Linked DNA regions of Homo sapiens: region 1 is linked to region 2. Evidence: read pairs that join two places in POLR2A ChIA-PET (ENCODE). Cell type or tissue: HepG2. All regions are shown on one strand. Links, peaks and the distances in the headings refer to the core of each region. The heading gives the core; the rest is flanking DNA.

Region 1 (8,352 bases), core at 86-8,085, 130 kb after region 2:
CTAAGCACTTATTTGAGTAAAAGTCATCACTATCATTAAACACTTAAACTTTCCATTTATTGAAATTTTCTTTTATTCTTTGTCTTCCTTCATCACTTATTTTCTCTCACTCACCAACTCCTGTGGAATATATCCAATATGTCTCATGAAAATATGCTTATTTCTGTACTATCATGACAAATATCCTTGTTCATAAGCCCAATTTGATTGTGAGAAAGGCTAGAGCATTCTTTTTAGTGATCTTCATGGCTCCAATTCCCTATTAATTCAATTTATTATCCAAACTATTGTAATACTAGTATTTTAAAATCTATTCTAATCATGACATTCTTCTGCCTACTTTCTCAATATAATACCGAAAAGACATATAATCACCTATAAGAGCCCCTGTGGCATGGAAAATAAATATGGAGCTGCAAACAGAAGACATTCAACATCATCCTTCTATAACTAAGGTTGTAATCTTTCAAGGGAAAACAAGTCATGTCATAAAGTACATAATATTCCTTAATACAATAGTCCTACCTTAGGCAAAGCTTTGGCAGGTTTACAGTGCAATCCTCCAACAAACTCAAAGTTAGGTTGGTATGGTTGAGGAAATTCAAAATCCCAATATGTTCGTATTAGCCATATCTCAGCTTTTCCCACAGTCTCACATAATGTAGTGGGCCTTCCTCAATAAAAGAAATAACAGAATGAATTAGCATACAATTCAAATAAAAAATTGTATCACTAATTTTTCAGTAAGCTATTAAGAAAAAAATAAGTTTAAGTCCTCTAGAACAACATGGCTTTTAGACGTCAAATGGAAGGGGGAATTAATGAAATAATAAAGAAGAAAAAAGAAAGAAAGGAAAAAAGAAGGAAGGACAGAGAAAGAAAGGAGGGAAGGAAGAAAGGAAGGAAGGAAGGATGGAGGGAGGGAAGGATGGAAAGAAGGAAGGAAGGAAGGAAAGAAGGAAGGAAGGAAGGAAGGAGCAAAGGACAGATGGTTATATTTAAGTGTATTTTCACAACTTAAAGACACAAATCCAAAATGCAAATGAATTTATTACTCATTTTTTCCTCTGCAAGTGAATTGCAGATGATAAATGAGTACCACAATATCTTCACTAAATAACATCTCTGTATTTTCTAATCTATAGTCAAGGGTATATCTTTCAATAATCCCACCAGGATCAGTTCCCTTTAACTTGCTGTATTGCATATCATTACTTTAATTAATAGGCTACTGTTTTATTAGGAGAAATTCCTTTACTGATTCTTACCCATGACAATATTCTTTTTGGGTTGTGAAGCACCTATGTACATGCTATGATAATCATACACTTACTTTAGTGTTTCTCTCAAATGATGTGTTTTGAAGGAAAACACATTTTCAAGATTTAATTTTAGGTTTTTAATCAGAAGAATGGCTAACTACAAATAACTAAGTAATTAGTATCTCTTTACAAAAACATATTTTGCAAGTGATAAAAAGATAAACTCCATAAGAGAATTTGTTTCTCTTTAAAATTCTAATCAAAGTTGGTGGTGTTATACACCATAGTGTGGAGAGCCTCTTTTTAAGGTCATCACATTTTAATGTTTGAAGTTTTTTCCTAGGTCATAAATCCAAACGCCTTGAATTTGATAGTGAATAAATTTTACTGAAGATACTCAGTTTGAAGTTATCAGAAATTAGAATAGAGCCTTCTCTCAGCTTCCAAGCAAATGCATTTATGTCTTATAAATTTGTTGTTTTCTGTGCCTCACATGCTGCCTGCATTACCAACTTGTAGGTGATTTTAATTACTATGATATTAGGACTCATTTAAGAAAGACTCAGTTTTAAACAATTGGAGTCATTCAATGTTTAAAGGATAAATACACAGTAACAAGGATAAAGATGATCAAAGGAAAGAAAATTAAATTTGCTTTTTATACTAATAAAATAATTTCACATCTTATTTGAAATGCCATACACACATATCTTGGAGATATTGCAAGATAAGTTGCAGTTCATCTCAATAAAAGGAATATGCCAATAAAGTGATTCACACAAATTTGGGTCCCAGGACATATAAAAGTTATGTTAACCATACCTTGTAGGCTATTAGCTGTGCAATATCATCACGTTTAAAAAGGAATGCACATACCTTAGTTAAAAGTATGGCTAAAAAGTGCTAATAATAAGCTGAGTCTTCAGCAAGTGAGGTTTTTTATTTTTATTTTTTCTGGTGTAGGGTCTTGCCTCAGTGCTGATTACTGTTGATTGATCAGGGCAGCTGGACAATTTTTAAAATTAGACAACAAAGATTGTTGCATGAATTGACTCATCTTTTCATGAAAGATTTCTCTGTAGCATATGATGATGTTTCACAGCAGTTTACCCATAGTAGAATTTCTTTCAAAATTTGAGTCCATTCTCTCAAACCTTGATGCTGCCTTATCTACTAATTTTGTGTAATATTCTAAGTCATTTGTAGCCATTTCAACAATGTTCATAGCATTTTCACTCGGAGAAGATTCCAACTCACAAAACCAATTTCTGTGTTCATCTATAAAAAGTAACTGTTTAAAAAGCACCTCCTCACCGGTTTTACAGGTTTTAGTTTTATCATGATATTATAGCAATTTAGACAAACCTTCAGGCCCACTTATAATTCTATTTCTTTTTTCATGACCACCCCATCCCCAGTTAATTCTTCACATGATGTCTTCAATCCCTCAAAATCATCCAGGAGAGTTAGAATCAAATTTTTTCCAAACTCTTGTTAATGTTAATATGTTGACTTCCTCTCATGAACCATGAATGTTCTTAATGGAATCTAGAATGAAAAATCCTTTTGAAAAGGTTTTCAATATACTTTCCCCATTAGTAAGAGCTATAGCCTTACAAAATATATTTCTTACATAAGACTTGAAAGTCAAGGCTATATGATCCATGGCATGTAAGATGGATGTAATAATAGCAAGCAGGCAAACATTAATATCTGTACATCTTAATCAGAGCCCTTTGTTGACCATGTGAATTGTCAATGAGCAGCAATATTTTGAAAGGAATCCTCTTTTTTGAGCAATAGGTCTCAACAGTGTGCTTAAAATATTCAATAAGCCATGTCATATACCAATGTGATATCATCCAGGCTTTGTTGTTCCATTGATATAACACAGGCAAAGTAGATTTAACATAATTATTAAGAGTCCTCTATAATTATTACAAAAAGTAAATGGGCATTGGCTTTACCTTTGTCATCAGCTGCATTAGCCACTACAAGAGATTCAGCCTGTTTTTTGTAGCTTCAAAGACAAGCATTGACTTCTCTTCTCTAGCTATGAAAGTTTTAAATGGCATCTTCTTCCAACAGAAGGCTGTTAGGTCTACATTGAAAATCATTTGTTTACTGTAGCCACATTTACTGAGTATATTAGCTAAGTCTTCTGCATGACTTCCTATTGCTTCACATTGAACTTTTGCATCATGTAGGCAGTTTATTCCTGTAAACCTCATTAGTCAACCTCTACTAGCTTCAGTCTTTTTTTCTGCATCTTCCTCTCCTCTCTGAGGCTTCATGCAATTGAATAGTTAACGCTTTACTATGTATTAGTTTTTAGCTAATGCCAAAACCTAAGGTGATGTTGTGGTTGGTTTAATTTTTTTTCTTTTCTTTTTTTTCTTTTTTTTTTTTTTTTTTTTGGTAGTGGTTTTGCTCTATCACCTAGGTTGGAGTGCAGTGGAGCAATCATAGCTCACTGCAGCCTTGGACTTCAAACTTCTGGGCTCAAGCCGTTCTCCCACCTGAGCCTCCCAAGTTACTGGGATTACAGATATGAATCACTGCAGCTAGCTAGCTAATTTGATTTTCTCTCCAGACAACTAAAATTTTCTCCATATCAGCACTGATAATGGTTATTTGTTCTTATCATTTGTATGTACACTGGAGTAGCACTTTTAATTTCCTCCAAAAACTTTTCCTTTGCACTCACATCTTGTTTAACTGTTTGGTGCAATGGTGTAGTTTTTGGCCTGTCCCAGGCTTTTTTTGTTGCTACAAAGGAACAACTGAGGCTGTCTAATTTGTAAAAGAAAAAGGTTTTTATTTGGCTCACAATTCTTCATGGTATACAAGAGGCATGGCACCAACATCTGTGTCTGGTGAAGACCTCTGGTTTCCTCCACTCATTGAAGAAGATGTTGGGAGCCAGCAAGTGCAGGGATCAGATAATGAGAGATATGCAAGAGAAAGAAGGTGGATGTTCCTGGCTCTTTTTAATAATTATCTCTCCTGGGACCTAATAGAGTGAGAACGAACTCACCCATTTCCCCAGGGAGAGCATTAATGTACTCATAAGGAATCTACCCTCATGACCCTAACACTTCCCATCAAGCCCCACCTCCAATATTGGTGATCAAATTTCAACACAGGATTTTGTAGGGTCAAGCAAACCATATCTAAACTATAGTACTCATTAAACTTATTCCTTTATATTTTTGGTTTAAATTGAGAGACCTGCTACTTTTCTTTTCACTGGAACATTTAGAAGTCATTGTATGTTATATTACTGTGTCTCAGGGAATAGGGAGGCCTAAGAAGAAGTGGGATGGGGAAACGAATCAGCGGAGCAGTTAGTACATGCACAACATTTATAATTAAGTTTGCTGTCTTATATTGTAACACATCAAGGTGCCCCCAAGCTAATAAACGTGTAACCATCAAGGAACACTGATCCCAGATCACCGTAACAGATATAACAATGAAAAATTTGAAAAAGCATGATAAATGCCAATATGTGATAGAGTCAAAAGTACACACTTGCTGTTGGAAATATTACGCCAAATTGATTAGCTTGACTCAAGGTTTTCAAAAACCTTTAATTTGTAAATTGCAATTTTTGTGAAGGACAATAAAGCAATGTATAATAAAATGAAATACACCTGTGCGTAAGCACTTATGGAAATAAATCCTTGAATTGAAATTGACTGATATCCCTTTTCCTATAGTTGTTTGAATATATACTCTTGATTTAGACTCACAATAGATAATTCTATAAAATATATAATAATCAATAATTTAGTAAGTTGGAGCTACATAATAAATATAGTTATTAAATGAATTTCTTATATATCAAGCTGCTCCATGATTTTTAAAGAATTGTTGGGGAATTTCTGAATGCATGGCCAGAACCCACTTTTGTTTATTGGAAAATGCTCTTTCACCCCTTTGATAACACTTTTGTTTTATTTTAAATTTCAATCTTGTCAGGGGGCTTTTACTATAATCCTATTTTACCAAAATTTGCCAGTGACCTCTATATAGCTGTACCCCTTTAAATTAATATCTGAATGTAGACTTGAGGCCAAGAGATTTGTATTGTTTACCTAGATCCATAAAGCCTGGTAGGCTATCTGCAGCTAGGCACAGCTTACTGAATGGAAAATTATTTAAAGCAAATCAATACATGTAAATTCAAATCATGTCTAAGGCTAAGGACATTTGAACTGGGATCCTCTGAATATTAGTTCTGTGAAACAGTCTATGCATAAGAATTCGTTGGAATACATTAAACAATATTTTAGTGTCGAATATAATTGTACCTTTTTTCATGTTTCTACATAATTCTCAAACATATTTGGATAAAAACATGTCTTGCATTGACCAGCTCTGATCACAACTATATGAAAATTGCAAAGCAAAACAACTTTTTATCAGTAAAGCAAGGAAATAAAAATAAGTCAAGTAGGTGTATATCAGTAAAGTAAAAATTCTACTATCTTATGCCCCACAAGACCGTAAGTCTTTTAACTTTTTATAATATTTTTTCAAGTTTTTGTGAAGTAATCACCTAAGAAATTAAAGAATTCTAGAAAATGTTCAATTTAATGACTCTTGAAAAATTAATTCAAAGAAGACCTTCTGAAGATTTTCTTAAATACATGATGAGAGAGAAAATAATGATTAGCATTTTATTTCAATAGAAATTCTATAAAATTCAGACTAACAATCAGTGATTCTCAAAAATATGTGATGTTGATTTGCGCTATTTGGAGGAAATACAAAATATAATCTCTTAGTTATTGATGATCATTTTTAAGTATATTACTGGTATTAAGAAAGTAGGTTATCTTACGCTTAGAACAAATACACTTTCTTTATGAAAAACAGCTACAACATTTTCTAAAAAAACTCATTGACCTGCATATATATGTCATAGACAATGTATGACAATTTTTAAAAATATTTCTTTTGATAACTAAATTAAAAATAAAACAAAAGTGTCTTACCTAATGCCTTACTATAAAACTCTTCCCAAAAATGATAGTCGTAATCCTGAATCCAGAAGTGGAACAAAACTGAAAGCATTGAATTTTTTACTCTTTCCAGAAAGGTCATTCTGTCTGTTAGTCCTGTCATAGGCACAGGTACATAGGAAAGTGGAGCTGGAAGTTTCCCACAGCTTCGCTCCATATTGCCTCCTACAGAAATTCTAAGTGTGAGCACAAAAGGGACTGCAAGCAACTCAGCCATCAGGTCTCCACAGGGAATCACAGGGTCTATAAGCATTACATCGTAGTTGGTTTCCTGTAGCTTCTTCATAAGCGTCTGATTGTAGATAAAGCTCTCACACATCATTTTTAAAGTTCCTCTTATTTCAACAAAAAAATCATTTAATTTTATAACTGATTGCCAGGTTGATAAGCCTGGCAAGACATTCAGAGCTAGGTCAACAAATATTTCATTTTCTTCTGTTCTGTCCTGTGGCATATGGACCACCTCAAATTTCAATGCAGAAGGCTTCCTGTAGTCAATTAACGAAGGCTTTGAGTGAGTCAATACTGTTACCTCATGGCCTCTCACTATGAGCTCTTCTAGAATGACCTTGACATTAAGCCAATGGCTCATGTCACAGGGCCACACCAGGACTTTCCCACAGAATCCACAGCCAACACAGAAGAGCTGCAGGAGCAGAAATACCAAAGCTGACTTGTCAGACCTCATGATGGCAGTTCCCTCACACACTGATCTGCAATGGTTTTGTAGTTACTAAGCAAGGAGTTGAAATGACAATATAAGCACAGAAGTTAAAAATTAATATTTTAAGAGTAAAGTTCACTGGTGGTTGCCAGTTTAACATGTACTGAAGGTATCAAAAAAATGCAATGTATCAGGGAAAAGTTGTTCCAACCCTCTAGAACTTAGAAATAAAATACATAAATATACTTTTATTACCTGGATTGATGATAAAGAAAAAAATTTTTCAAGTCTTTAGATTTAATAATTCATGTGCAGAAACATGCACACAATCACACTTACATTCATTCCACACTAAGTCCAAGGCATCAGATGGTTTAGGACAGCACATGTTTCACATCCCTTGCTCACAAGGACAATACAAAGGTTTACTGAGAATATACTTAGAGAGTTTGGGTAACTATTTTGACTAATTTTATATAATAAGTACAAAGTGTTCAGTATTTCAGAGGGGAAAATGCACAATTGCTTTAATATGAAATAATAAAAGCTTTAATAAGGCATTTGACTTAGGAGGTGAGATGAAAGCTTTGATAGGATTTACTGTTGCCAAAGGAAGCATTTCACAATCGATAGAAGCATACAAAAGTATAGGATATTTGAAAATCATTCCAGTGAGTAGTGGTCACAGAGAAAGTTCAGAGCAGGACGTTACAGAAGAAAGTTAGTTTGAAATTGGAGAACATAATTTTAAATAAAAAATTATGAGTTTGAATCATAATTTATAGGCAAATAATTATTTACTCAAGTTTTAAAGGATAGTCACAAGATCAACCTTTTCTTTAGCAAGAAACTCTTGCATCTCAACACAGAGTGGTATGTAAAGGTAAGAGTTTAAAACAGGGAAAACGATAAAAATTATATATTAGTTACTGAGACATGTCAACCTAATAGAATGAAACATAAATTGTTAATAGTTAAATGCAAGAAATTAATTTAAAATTTGAATTTACTGATAATATCTGAGATAGGAAAAAATGTGTAGGAGAAAAGACATGGTTGTGGTTTCTGTCTTAATAAGCAGAAGTTTGATAATGACATTAGGTAAAATATTATGCACAAAACTTAGAGCAGTTTTCAGAATCAATATCATCTAACTGGGTTATTTTTCCTGTAGTTACTGTTCAAATTTTCAACAACTGTATGTAGATGTGAACAAAAAATAAAATTTTAGGAATCCCCAACCATCTAAACGGACCCTTACTCTCAGCAAAGAGCATTTCAAAGTTAATCTCAAAAACTAGTTGAGGCAATGATGAGAAGTGGGGTGGTGGGATAGGATATGCCTCATTATACCCTCCCCCCTTTCTGAATTCAGGAAAAACTCACTAGCACTACC
Region 2 (8,352 bases), core at 52-8,051:
TGCTTCTACATGAAGTGAGAGTCTCTGTATATGCTGCAGTTAGGGAAGCAGGAGCTGAGGAGAGACAGAGTAATGTGATTTTAAGTTCAGCTCCCTATAAACACACACACCTGCAATGAAGAGTCCAGATGTCCCAATACCCAAAACGATACATGATTTCAAGATAATAACAGTTATGTTTTGATGTATTCACACAAGAAAGTGTCAAGGATAGTTTTCTTGGCATAAATAGAATAATCAGTTTTGTCCTGTTGTCTGACCACCCACAACTAGACACAGCTTAATTAACCTTTACAGAGATGAGACTCCTACATAAGAAAAACTTAAAACAAAGGTGTTGCATTCAACTCCTTGCCTTCTGAGGATGCCCTACTCTGTAATGTCATAGCTTTCAATGAATTGTCTTCTCATTGCACTCTGTGACTGACCTTGAATTCCTTACTGTGTGGAATCCAATAACCTTCTCTTGGTGTCTGAATCTAGACCCCTTTTTCTGGTAACACTTCCAAGGAGACTTCTGGCTTTCACCGTTTGCCTTAATTTGATGGTTATTGGTCCTCACTCTTCCATTATTTTCTCCCAAGCATTAATTCTGCAGAAAAAAACATTTGCCTCTATTGTGGTCATAATTTCTACTTTTCCCATATTGATAAATTTGTGATATATCCTAATAAGTAAAGCTTTCCCTTTCAAAATACTACCAGCATAATTTACCATTACTGAAAGTATGAAAAATTTAAATTATCACATTCCAGGGGCTATTTGTGTTCTCTGTACCAATAGTGATAGGATTCTCATTACAACTGGTAGTGTATGATCCAACTCTAAAATCTCATTTTGTTGTCTGTTCTTTTTTTCTGACCTCTCTTGGTACATATTATCAAATGTTGGGTGCTTCCAAGAAGTAGACTCTAAGCTGAATATTTTTTGAGGGAGATAATTAGGGAGATTTCTTGAAAATAACATCTGTGAAAAAGTAGGAAGCAAGATTGGACAGTGGAACAAAATAGTACATAATTCAGTGCAATAGTTTGAATGTCTGAGTGCCCCCAAAATTAATATGTTAAAATTCTTATAACCAAAATGATTGTATTAGCAGACAGAACCTTTTAGGAGGTGTTTATGTCATGAAGGCAGAGTCCTCTTTAATGGAATTAATTCTTTTGAAAAATATGCTCACAATAACTCATTCATCTATTTTCCCCATTAAGACATGGTGATGGGTTGCCATCTTGGAGGAATGCCCAATACCAGCATCTTGATGGTGAATCTTTCAGCCTCAAGAACTGTGACAAATAAATGTTTGTTGTCTGTAAGCTAGCCAATGTATGGTATTTTTCTATATAGCACCCTGAGCATGCTAAGACATGCAGTCTCAGCATAGGTTTCATCTCACCCACTGGAAATTCTGAAGCTAAGTTAGCCCTTCAGAGTTGGTCCAAGTTGAAATGAGGAGAATGGGCCTTTAGAGTCCTACATGTGACCAGGCATTGGATATTGGCTGTCTTGGAAAAGTCACTACATACTAGATAGCTTTCAGCAGAGATGTACTGAGAGAGAGAGCTTATAGGTGAGGTATGTCAGTTGTTCATCACTTCATCAGCTGGAAAGTAATTTCTATATTCCCAAAAGGGAAATCTGGGTGACACATAATGCCTGCACTCAAGGACATTGAAAATATTGAACAATATTGCCACTCTCCAGGCAATATTTGCTCAGAAACTGTGTTCAAATATCTTTTTAAGAAAGATTTACCTCATTTCAGATTAACAGATTATTAATAGAATAAAAACAAATATCTCTATTTTGTGACATGCATCTTTTCCTTCCTAATTCTACTTGATGTAAATTTCTATTTAGACTTTTTAAAAGTACAACTTGCCTGAATTACAAGGCAATCTGTGAAACAAGTTAAGTAGTAGGCATTTAGAAGATAAATATTTTCTAAGACTGAGAAATGTAAGCAATGTTGCAAATATTCAGAAAAGGATATTATTGTGATTTAGACAAAATATTTTCAAATGAAACAAAGTAACTGTAATTGTACTTAAAACATATCTGTTTGGATAAAAATAAAAGGAATTTCTACAGTCAGAAAAACAATGTCAAGGAACATGAAATGAAGCTAATATAATAAGTGTGAAACTACATAGAGAAAATGAAGATATTCTATTTGAGAATGTTTAGATAAATAAGAATAGATCACACCACTGCCTCATTGTTGACAGAATGATGCTTTCTTATACTAGAAACTCTTTATATACAATTAAATTATCTCTTGTTCTGGAGACAGCCACATTTACAATAAGCAAATAACAATAAATTTATTATTCACACATACAAACACAAAATCATTCATCCTTTTCTTTATTCTCTTGCTTTCCAAAAACTCTATTGTCAACACTTAAATCATTGTGACATTGATTGACATTGATATGTACCAAGTTAGAGAAAGTTAGAAAGAAAGATAGCATTTTAACAAGTTGTCTAAGAAATGGGCTTTTTTGTTTCTTATGCTGACAGTTGTATTCTAGCTCTGAGTCCTGTGAGAATGTGCTGGTGTGGCCAGTGAAATACAGTCTTTATATCAATTTAATAATGATACTTGATGAACTTGCTCAGAAACACCAAGAGGTAACTGTGCTTGTCACCTTCAGCTTCCATCCTCATTGATTCCAACAATTTGCTGTTAAATTTGAGGTTTATCCCACATCTTTTACTGAGAATGAACTTGATTTCATTTTTATGAAATTGATCAAGATATGGACATACAAGTTTCCAAAGAGTACATTTTGGCATATGATTCAAAGATACAAAAAACACATATTATGAATGTTCTGATACTGTTCAAAAGCTCTGTGAGTATGCTGTTTTGAACAAGAAACTTATAAGGAACAACAAGATTCCAGAATTTATGTCATTCTTGCAGATGTCATTTCTCATTAGTGAGCTGCTATCTGAACAGCTTAATCTGTTAAACATTTGTTATACATTTGGTCTACTATCATCCATTTACAACTGGCAGTATGTACCAAGAACTCTGTGGAGGACTTTCATTACCTCCTTCTGATGTAGCTGTTGTCATGTCAGAACTTAGTACCAAAATACATTTACAGAAAGATGAAAAATCTTTTGCATTTTCTTCATTTTAACTTTGCATTTGATAATTTTAACAAAAAGAAGTGTGATCAGTTTTACAGTGAAGTATTAGGTAAGTTAGTGGTTAATTTATTCCCTTTTCCCTCCAATATGTGGAAGGAAACTTTCCTTTCTTTGTGTCTGTTAGAGTGTGTTAATGAATTAAAATAGAAAATAACCTTTTTTGTTATTTGAAAGATGAGGTTTGGCAAGTTGGTGGAGACACTGAAACTCTCATACATTGTTGGTGAGAATAGAAAATTATTCACCCACTGTGAAAAAGTCTAGCAATTCCTCAAAAGTTTACACATATATTTACCACATAATTCAATAATTGCCTTTCTAGGCATATACCCAAGAAAAATAAAAACATGTCTACAGAAAGCATGTACATCAATGTTAATCAACGCTATTCATAATGGCCAAAAGTGGAAGAAAAACAATGTCCGTACACTGATAAATGAATGAATAAATAAATTGTGTTTATAAGTAGCATCTGATACTATTTGGCAATAAAAATGTGAACGCTATTTATAATGGCCAAAAGTGGAAGAAAATCAATGTCCATCCACTGAAAAATGAATAAATAATTTCTGCTTATAAGTAGCATCTGATAAAAAGCAATAAAAATGAAATCCTTATATACACTATTCTATGGATGGTCCTTTAAAAACATTAAACTAAATAAAAGTAGCCAGCCACAAAAGACCACATATTATATAGTTTCATTTATTTTTAAAAAGATCCTGAATAGGCATATTTGTAGAGGCAGAAATTAGATTACTGGTTGCCCAGTACAGTGTGGGTGCAGAAATTCAGGTGGGGAGATGACAGTTAATATACAGGATTTTTTTTTTTTTTAGATAAAACTGATTGCTATGTTGGATGCACAAGTCTGTGAATTTACTAGGAAATATTTAATTTTAAATAATCATTCATGAATCATATGGTATGTGAATTATACTTCAACAAAGTTTTACAAAATATTCCTTGAACCAAGATATTCAAAAATTCTATTTGCATTGTATAATTACTTCATCTCTCATTCTGTGTCAAGGGGCCTGCAGGACTCTCTCACTTGCCACTGTTCTTGACACTATTATAAAATACATTATATAAAACACGATATTTGCAAGGTCATTAAACTTAGGTGGATGACACCAAATATAAACATAAAAGAAACATCAAACATCCTTGAGTAAATATGAAGTAATCGAACTTTGTCTCCTTGCCATCCATGTACTCAGGATGCTCATATAATGTATTTACTTTGAATTGAAGGAGTTATGTTTTAACTTGATTGATTTATCTCTGTATATAAGTATGAGAAAGAAACAGTGACTGGAAAAGAATTATCACATTGCACAAGGATGGCTCTGAAATGGACTACAGTTCTGCTGATACAACTCAGTTTTTACTTTAGCTCTGGGAGTTGTGGAAAGGTGCTGGTATGGGCCGCAGAATACAGCCTTTGGATGAATATGAAGACAATCCTGAAAGAACTTGTTCAGAGAGGTCATGAGGTGACTGTACTGGCATCTTCAGCTTCCATTCTTTTTGATCCCAACGACTCATCCACTCTTAAACTTGAAGTTTATCCTACATCTTTAACTAAAACTGAATTTGAGAATATCATCATGCAATTGGTTAAGAGATTGTCAGAAATTCAAAAAGATACATTTTGGTTACCTTTTTCACAAGAACAAGAAATCCTGTGGGCAATTAATGACATAATTAGAAACTTCTGTAAAGATGTAGTTTCAAATAAGAAACTTATGAAAAAACTACAAGAGTCAAGATTTGACATCGTTTTTGCAGATGCTTATTTACCCTGTGGTGAGCTGCTGGCTGAGCTATTTAACATACCCTTTGTGTACAGTCACAGCTTCAGTCCTGGCTACTCATTTGAAAGGCACAGTGGAGGATTTATTTTCCCTCCTTCCTACGTACCTGTTGTTATGTCAAAATTAAGTGATCAAATGACTTTCATGGAGAGGGTAAAAAATATGCTCTATGTGCTTTATTTTGACTTTTGGTTCCAAATATTTAATATGAAGAAGTGGGATCAGTTTTACAGTGAAGTTTTAGGTAAGATTTTTTTCAATTAGTAACATGAAGCTCTAACTTATTTGTGTCTTTGAAGCACAACTTGCATAAAGCCATAAAGTCAGGGAAGTGGAGTTTTTGGTAAATGAATTTATGAAATGAAAATACAAGATGATCTACCAATCTCACAAATATTATAGAAAAGCTTAAATTATAGGGTCAGTGAAAACGCTGTGACCATCACTCATACAGAACACCCCAGGAAATCATAAACCTATATATTAGTACACCTAAGACTTTAAGCAATTATATATCTGTTTTACTATAGAATGTTTCAGATCTTAAAAACAGCAAGATCCGTCAAGTAACATCTAACCGAATGCATAGATTTAGAATGAGTAATTACACATTTTTCTACAACTATCTATATAACTGCAGAAATTTTTCCTTCTAAATCTCAGTTGTCTTATTTAGAAATTAAAAGATGTTCCCATGTTACCAGGAGGTTGTCTTCACAGTAGAGAGAGATAATGTCTATATCTCAGATGCAAAAATCAATAAGGGTAATTTGAAGTTTCAAATGTTTCTATACTCCTTCACTAAATAATTGGAAATCTTTTATTTAAAGTCCAATCATCTTGTTGAAGTGTGAAGGTTGTTATATCTATATAGTTTATTTGAAACTATGTCTCTTTATTTAAAAATACGAGACTGATTATGGTCGAGTACAGATCTCTATTTCAATAATTTCTCAAAAATTTCTAGCTATAATTTACAAATATTTTTACTTAATATTATTAAGATCTTAGCTTGGATCCAAATGAGTAGTTGGTACAATGATTTCAGCCATACTCACAAAATAGTCCACAGTTAACTTGAAGAACCAAAGATAAAAGGATTAGCTTAATGAGTTGTGTAAACTAGACTATTTGTTAGAAAATTGTTTCTATGGTTACTGTAGAATTAATTGATTATGGAGCTCAAAGATTTGTTTAAATATCTAGAGGCTACTATTGAAGCTTTAAAGAGAAAATAAATTGATGTTTAATTCTCTATGACTTATTTTAATAATTGTGAGTATACTGACATGACATTAGAGATGTAGCTTAACCTCATAATTCTCCCACTACTTTGCCTTTCTTATAAATAAACAAGGGCAAAATATAGAATACATAAAAAATAAATTATTCCTATATATGAATATATGTACATATTTTTCAAAGCACACAAACTTTACCAACATTTTTGCCTGCATTATTCTAACCCCTTTCAGAAAATTACATAAAGTAATTATCTTATGTCATCCACTTCTTCTTTTCTTTATTCCTATCAGGAAGACCCACTACATTATCTGAGACAATGAGGAAAGCTGACATATGGCTTATGCGAAACTCCTGGAATTTTAAATTTCCTCATCCATTCTTACCAAATGTTGATTTTGTTGGAGGACTCCACTGCAAACCTGCCAAACCCCTACCTAAGGTAAACATACTTTCGTTGGTTTTATTTTGTTGGCTTCAAATTTCAGTAGAAATGACTGTATAGTCTTCATTCAGAGTGTTTGACTAACACTGAAAAAGATGGGAAGTAGGTGGGGTAAAGCAGATACCAATTAGAAACTCATGTACATGTTAATACCATCACACGTATGTGAGTTTTATGCATGTTACAAATAGAGAGGAATACTAAAGAAACTTTGAAAATAGGGTTGGTTAAATTAAAGTCTTGATTATGCAACACCTAAGAAGGTATTGGTCATTCATTCAAAGAATATTTACAAAGAGATTATCACAAAACACAGGTAAGTGCACAATTTTCAGAGAAAAAAAATAGACACAGTTTCTGTCCCTACATACCTTACATTCTACTTTGAAATATAGAATATAAGTAAGTAATGAATATTATATAAAAACTATTATCTCAAGAAAAAAACCCAATGCTAAGAAAGCATCAGTGGAGATAATAGAAAGTATCCTGGAGTCACTGATGAGTACGATGAGAGCTGAACAATATGCAGGAATAGGGAAAAGAATGGTGGGGAGAGACAGACAAAAAGGGAAAGCAGATAAAGTGGTCAGGACAGTTCTCAAGTCCTCAGGTTTAGTTTGCAGGGAATGATTAAGAATCAGATGACCCTAAAAGGTAAATTAGAGCCAGATACGTATTAGGAGTTGAAATATTTATTAAGAACATTGAAAACATCCTAAAAAGAGTTCAGAAATAAGGATATATGAAATGATTCTTTTTATAAGAAAAGCCTCCAAGATATTCAATGGATTAAATTGCAGAAGGGCCAGACTGTAAAGACCGAAACATTCAGGAAATTTTCCATGGATTCAGGTAGCAGATGATGAAAAAGTGGACTACACTGTTGATAGAAATAATTATGCCTACATTTACAAAAATAGTGCCAACTTCATATTGTGTTGTGTGGAAAAAAATATTAACACAGACAAAACACTTAAAATGTCTCTGGCATATAGTCAGTGACTCAGAAATGTTATTAATTTTGCAATTATGGTTATTTTATTACTAATACTACTAACTACTTAACATGTGCATGTCACTTGAGATATCATTCCTCATTTAAGAGAACCAGATTATTCAGCACATCAAGGTTATATTGTCTTGGAATGTCATAGATGACAGATACCCTTGGACTTGATTAAAAGTAGACATATCAGTTGTGACAGCAAGATAAGCTAGTTGAAATTTTAAAATTCTTCCATAAGTAATAAGGATCTTCACCAGTATTCCAGCTTAAAACACTTCCTCAACAATATAAATGTGTGCCTCAAATATGTGCAGACAAACACAGGGTTCACATGATTTTAATAAAGCATTTAAATCATTCTGCATTGAGATCCCAGAATTTTACATTTTAGAGCATAAACATATCCTATTAGAGCAGATGATTTCTGCCTTATGACAGGCCACTCAATAAAGCTTCCTGGGGGAACTCGTCTTGACATCATAGGTGTCTGACAGAGAAGCACAGAGATAATGAACAATGCATGTATAATAAAGACCAAATAATTTCTGCCACTTGTTTCTGAATAGTGCCCTTAATTTCAATACGAAAAAAAATTCCGTCAGCATATAAGATTATATTCTTTTCGAAGGAATACAAGAACTTCATATATTTTAATTAACATCACATTTTAAGGC

The links. Peaks named below come from ENCODE experiments on the same cell type or tissue, not always from the same donor. Only the 100,000 strongest peaks of a DNase experiment are listed, where the experiment ranks them.
Region 1: POLR2A ChIA-PET joins it to region 2 with 13 read pairs; 2 of 35 experiments call an interaction of 5 or more read pairs at or near these places.

What each region holds. Positions count from the first base shown.
Region 1 is chr4:68,944,781-68,953,132 of GRCh38, forward strand. UGT2A3 (UDP glucuronosyltransferase family 2 member A3) reads right to left here and starts at 7,024. Exons shown (of 6, transcript NM_024743.4): 1 at 6,266-7,024; 2 at 526-674. The coding sequence starts at 6,980. In HepG2, for the core only: no CTCF peak of the experiment used is centred there; DNase peaks (open chromatin) are centred at 3,441, 3,751, 6,501, 6,911 and 1 weaker place; H3K4me3 peaks cover 5,353 bases.
Region 2 is chr4:68,811,512-68,819,863 of GRCh38, forward strand. UGT2B10 (UDP glucuronosyltransferase family 2 member B10) reads left to right here and starts at 4,483. Exons shown (of 6, transcript NM_001075.6): 1 at 4,483-5,226; 2 at 6,518-6,666. The coding sequence starts at 4,509. It also overlaps the pseudogene LOC100422189. In HepG2, for the core only: no CTCF peak of the experiment used is centred there; DNase peaks (open chromatin) are centred at 4,269, 4,550, 6,090, 6,640 and 1 weaker place; H3K4me3 peaks cover 2,074 bases.